2 separate regions of the Homo sapiens genome follow, and region 1 is linked to region 2. Evidence: chromatin loops called from intact Hi-C (ENCODE). Cell type or tissue: B cell. All regions are shown on one strand. Each heading gives the region's core, and the rest is flanking DNA. Links, peaks and the distances in the headings are about the cores only. Region 1 has its middle 30 kb from the start of C7. Region 2 has its middle 100 kb from the start of LINC00603.

What was found. Peaks named below come from ENCODE experiments on the same cell type or tissue, not always from the same donor. Only the 100,000 strongest peaks of a DNase experiment are listed, where the experiment ranks them.
Region 1: it touches region 2 in a loop (23-fold over the local background); 18 of 110 quality-filtered maps call a loop at or near these places.

What each region holds. Positions count from the first base shown.
Region 1 is chr5:40,878,304-40,881,228 of GRCh38, reverse strand. No RefSeq gene overlaps it. Among named protein-coding and RNA genes, the nearest start is that of C7, 30 kb to the left of the region's middle. RefSeq lists an enhancer at 2,765-2,925. In B cell, for the core only: CTCF peaks have their summits at 1,457 and 1,671 (motif pointing right); a DNase peak (open chromatin) is centred at 1,808; H3K27me3 peaks cover 203 bases.
Region 2 is chr5:39,947,493-39,950,417 of GRCh38, reverse strand. No RefSeq gene overlaps it. Among named protein-coding and RNA genes, the nearest start is that of LINC00603, 100 kb to the left of the region's middle. In B cell, for the core only: CTCF peaks have their summits at 1,149 and 1,350 (motif pointing left); a DNase peak (open chromatin) is centred at 1,317.

The sequences.
Region 1 (2,925 bases), core at 197-2,696, 930 kb before region 2:
CTGCAACCTCTGCCTCCTGGGTTCAAGCAATTCTCCTGCCACAGCCTCCCAAGGAACTAGGACTGCAGGCATGAGCCACCAAACCCAGTTAATTTTTGTATTTTTAGTAGAGACGGGGTTTCACCATGTTGGCCAGGCTGGTCTCAAACTCCTGACCTCAAGTGATCCACCTGCCTCAGCCTCCCAAACTGCTGGAATTACAGGGGTGAGCCACCATGCCTGGCTTTTATTTTTATTTTTTATGAATAAAATATAATTGCTTTCCCCAAAGGCAATAATAATTTATACCCTCACATGCAGTGAATGTGCTTTTATACCCACACCTTTATTAACATTAATCTTAAAAACTGTAATTGGAAGAGGTTGAACCTAACGGCCAAAAGGTGGCTGTTGACCTGAAGATTAAGTTGTTATAAAACCCAAAGGGAGGGATTGAAACCTCCTTTGCAAAATTATGACTGAGACAGTGAAAGAGATCTAACTTAACCAACTCCATCTTGCTTCTAACCTCCAAGCTGTCCTTGTTCATTCCTGGCATAGGCTGAACTAACTTTAGGGGAAACTTTGTAGTTTGTAGTTTATAGTTTAAGCAAAGACGGTAACAGCCATTTCCCAAAGCAGATCTCCTTCTTGCCTGGGGACTAGATTGCCTTTATAGGACTAACATTGGCCACAAGATTAGAAATTATGGTTTAGGAGTCATGCAGCTGGAGGCTACAAGATTCTGACCCTCTCTAAACTGTTCCTAAGATCAGTGCTTGAGATATTTTGCAGACCCTGCACTTGATGGATCAGCTGGCACCACCCAGATCAATAAACTGGCTCAACTGATCTTGTGGCCCCCAACCAGGAACTGATTCAGCCCAAGAAGACAACTTCCACTCCCTATGATTTCACCTCTGACCAATGAGCACTCCTGGCTCACTGGCTTCCCCGCACTCACCAAGTTATCCTTAAAAACTCTGCTCCGGGCCAGGTGCGGTGGCTCACACCAGTAATCCCAGCACTTTGGGAGACCAAGACGGGCAGATTACTTGAGGTCAGAAGTTCTAGACCAGCCTGGCCAACACGGTGAAACCCGGTCTCTACTAAAAATACAAAAATTAGCTGGGAGTGGTGGTGGGCGCCTGTAAGCCCAGCTACTCAGGAGGCTGAGGCAGAGAATCGCTTGAACATGGGAGGCAAAGGTTGCAGTGAGCCGAGATAGCACTACTGCACTCCAGCCTGAGCGATAGAGCAAGACTCGGTCTCAAAAATAAAATAAAAATAAAAATAAATAAACTCTGCTCACTGAATGCTCAGGGAGACTGGTTTGAGTAATAATAAAACTCTGGTCTCCGAAAAAAAAAAAGTGGCTGTTGAATTACTAGTAAAGTTTAACTGTACACGTTTTTCTCCATCCTCTACAAACAAAAATAATAACCAACCTCTGAATACATTTAATTTTATCCTCCATATTTGATATGTATTAAGTTGAGAAGAACTCTCTCAATTCACTAAAGAAATGTTTTTACTGTCTCTGTCTTTAAAGAAAAATAATTATAAACAAAATGTAATATGTCACCACGAGATTTGAAAGAGTTGGACAGACCTGGTTTCAGATATCCGTTATTAATGTGTAAGTATTCAAAAGATCCAGAAGGTGGCAGTATAATAATGTTTTCCTAAATTTTGGACCCAGATTATCTGAAAATATATAGATTGTTCCCATTTTTATTTTCTCTTTTCTTAAAGTGATGCACGATCATAAAATGCAAAGCACTAAGGAACAAGAGGAGGAAACCTCCACACACTTACAGAAAGAGGAACCGTGAGGGGATGGAATGTGCTCAGGTAGGGAATTAGAGAACTCGCTACAAATTTCAGCTCCTTGGGCAAGTCCCTTAATCTTGAAGTCTACGTTTCCTTGTAGGTGAAATCATATGGCAATGTCCACCCACAAGACCACTGTGAAGACTAAACGAGATAAATTATTTAAATGTACGCAGCACACTGGAACATAAGAATGTAACAAGCATTCAATCAATTTTTTTTTGAGATGGAGTCTCCCTCTGTTGCCCATGCTGCAGTACAGTGGCACAATCTTGGCTCACTGCAAACTCCACCTCCCGGGTTCAAGCGATTCTCCTGCCTCAGCCTCCCAAGTAGCTGGGATTACAGGCATGCGCCACCACACCCGGCTAATTTTTGTATATTTAGTAGAGACGGGGTTTTCACCATGTTGGCCAGGCTGGTCTCAACTCCTTACCTCAAGTAATCCACCTGCCTCAGCCTCCCAAAGTGCTAGGATTACAGGCATTAGCTACCGCACCCGGCCCAATCAATATTATTTTATGCAGTTCTGTAGGGAACTACTCCAAGACTTAGAATAATATTGTTTAGGAAACAATGAAATAGAAGCCTCATACATATATAATAAAAACCTATTATGTTAAAGGCCTACATCTTGAAAAAGGGTAATAAGACACACAGGAGAATGTCCTCCCTCCTCAAGGGGTGGGGAAAGAATTACCTAAGCAGGTAACAGTGCAAGGCAGTGAAGAGAAAAAAAGGTCTCCAGCGAGTATGATGCTCTGAAAAGTCTTCACCTAAAATAAAAGGAAATAATTTGATATTTGAAGGAGAAGAGAAAAGGTATTTCAGAGGTAGGAGTGGTACAGCTCTGGGTGTGTTTGGAAGGCCATCAATGAATAATTTGACTTCTCTAGAAATTAGGTAAATAGGCAGGGCGCTGTGGCTCACACCTGTAATCCCAGCACTTTGGGAGGACGAGGCGGGCGGATCACGAGGTCACGAGATTGAGACCATCCTGGCTAACATGTGAAACCCCGTCTCTACTAAAAAATACAAAAAATTAGCTGGACGTGGTGGCAAGTGCCTGTAGTCCCAGCTACTCGGGAGGCTGAGGCACAAGAATGGCCTCAA
Region 2 (2,925 bases), core at 255-2,754:
TAAAACCTTGTTCCATTTATATGCATATGTATGGAGTGTCTCTGTGTGTATGTGTGTGTGTGTGTATGTGTACTAGGTGAGCATAGAATATGTATTTCAGAGACAGAATACTGTAAAGGCTAAGTCAAGAGCATGAAAATTGGACCACATTGCCTGATACGTGACGTTAGTAAACTTACTTAATTATTTTCTTTTTTTTTTGCCTCAGATTCCTTATCTGTAAAATGAGATATCTGTAAAATGAGATAGGGAACGAGTCACCTACATTTTTAGGAAGATTTTACTTGGTAACCTGTATCAGGTCTATATATGTTATTCCTTTCGTGTTTTTCTCCAATATTATACAATTTTTCAGCCAGAAATTTTTCTGTAAGGCATTAGGTCTATGATAATAAATCTTTCTCACATGAAATATACCTGTGAATTTGCCTTAGTGGTTTGTTGACTCAAATAAACACGCAAAAATATAAGAAAGTTACAAAATAAGACTACTATTGAAAGAAGAGAGCATAAGGAATCTATAAAAAGTCTTCTAAATTTTCCTAGAAGCAATAGAATCTTGGATTAAATTTTACTTTATATATGTGAATATTTATTTATTTATTTATTTATTTATTTATTTTAGAGGTAGGAGTTTTAAATGGTAAAGTGGAAACAGAGGCATCAATTTTATTTCCTTTTTTTTTCTTTTGAGATGGAGTCTGGCTCTGTTGCCCAGGCTGGAGTGCAGTGGCGCGATCTCAGCTCACTACAACCTCCACCTCCTGGGTTCAAGTGATTCTCCTGCCTCAGCTTCCCGTAGCTGGGATTACAGGCGCCCACCACCACACATGGCTAATTTTTGTATTTTTGGTAGAGATAGGGTTTCACTATGTTGGCCAGGCTAGTCTTGAACTCCTGACCTCAGGTGATGTGCCCGCCTCAGCCTCCCAAAGTACTGGGATTACAGGCATGAGCCACAGCACCCGGCTGAGAATTTACTTATGATAGGAAAAAAAATGATTTAAGAAAAATGTTATTTGGTTCTTAAAACACCATTGATAGTTAAAATGAAGTACAAAAGAATCCACCTATCTCCCTTGACTATGTAAGAAGTTCTAGCTTAAGGCTCTATTTATTTCAGAACAATTATCTAAACTTGGAGCATTGGTGTTAATTTAGTCTCCAGCTAAAGGTTAACTTCAGCTGTGATAGGAACAAATAAGTAAGCACATATTTCTTTCTTTTCACTTGACTTGGGCTGGGTGTACTTTGATGGTGGAGGAGGGTGCAGGTGCCTGTGGATACAAATGACAGAAGAGATCAGCCATTAAGGATTTAAAGACCCTAACTTGTGTATGTTGCGCCCTCTGCTGGTTACTAAAAACCAGAGTCAAGAAGTGTCTATGGACAATGAAGTAAAAAAATCTATAAATATTCTTAGTACTCTCAAATATGCATTCATTGTAGAATGGGCATTAAACTTTTTTTCTACATCAAATTAGGGTATTCAGAGGATTACAGCTCTTTTATTTGTAATGCATAATTCAGTTTACACATGACTTTGGTTGGCTATGGCTAACACATAGAAACAGCACAACAGAAAAGCTGGTTATGTGGAAATACAACTTTCAAAACAGTTAAAATGGGAATTATTTATTTGAATAACAAAAACTATAATTATGTGTTTCCTTTAAATAACCACTTCTCATAGAGATATGTAAAATGTTTAAATTATGTTATTCTACTTATATTAAATACTTATAATAGTTTAATTCAAATGCACAGTTGAAAAATACCTCCATTGGGGGAAGAAACCATTTTAGGACTCCACATACATTATGTTGACTCATTTCTTACATGGAGAGGAAGCAAGCAACCAGGAAACCAGATTGAGAAACTGAGTTAGAGTTAAGTAAGTCCTGTCCTCGCATGAAGAAGAGCTACCTCAACACCTCTTGCCTCAGTTGGAATTAGTCCAGGGCATTGGACCAGTGTTGAGTTCATAGGTGAGCACCAGGTAGCTCAAACTGTGGGGCTCAGGTGGAAGCACTGGCAAACTTGATGCCTGTGCCTGAAATCCATTCTCTCTGAATGCCTTTCTGATTTCCTACGGGGAGAGTTAATAAGAATGCCTTTCCTTTACTTATTAAAAAGATGAGGTACAAATTATATGTGACTTAGACACTTTTCATCAAAGACCACAAAGAAGAAGAATTCATTCTGGCCCTACCCTTTTGAGGTAAGTGTTCACTTTTATTGTAATCACAATTACTATAAAGTAACTGCAGAAGTTAGCATTGATCCTAAAGCGTATATTGAAGCTAGAACATGAGGGAACAGGGACTAATCTCTCACAGTGGTCTACAAATTACAGATCTTATTGAATACTCTCTCTCCAGTGTGCATATATGGCCACTATTTTAACTGTTAAAGAGACTTCCAGTCACACACTGGAGGGGGAAAAAGACAGAGTAATATCCAGAAAAACAGCACACTAGACTCCATTCTGACCACAAGTCCCTGGATATGGCTGCCAGTGACGTGAATGAAAGAGACTCATGCCAGTAGAAACAAGGCCATGGGCAGGGAGATGTCTTAGCACTACTTAAGGCAAGTCATGGTGGGAGGAGTCAGCCAGGCAGTCAACATTTACCTTTGCCTGTAGTGCAAAAGCAAAATCAGACAGTGATGAATATTTTTTTCTTTTTAGAGAAAGGAATAAACAAGGAGAAGGAGTGATTGTCATTCTTTTAAGACCTGGAATAGGAGAGAGAGATTCACATACCATGTAGTGTGTGTGTCTGTGTGTGTGTGTTTACACACACCTACACATGAGCAGCAGAAACATATTAGCAACTCATTAGTAACATGTCCTTTACTAAATATTAGGGCCTCATTTCTTTCTCTGTAAAAATAAGAGGTTAGGTTAGTTAAATGTAGTAT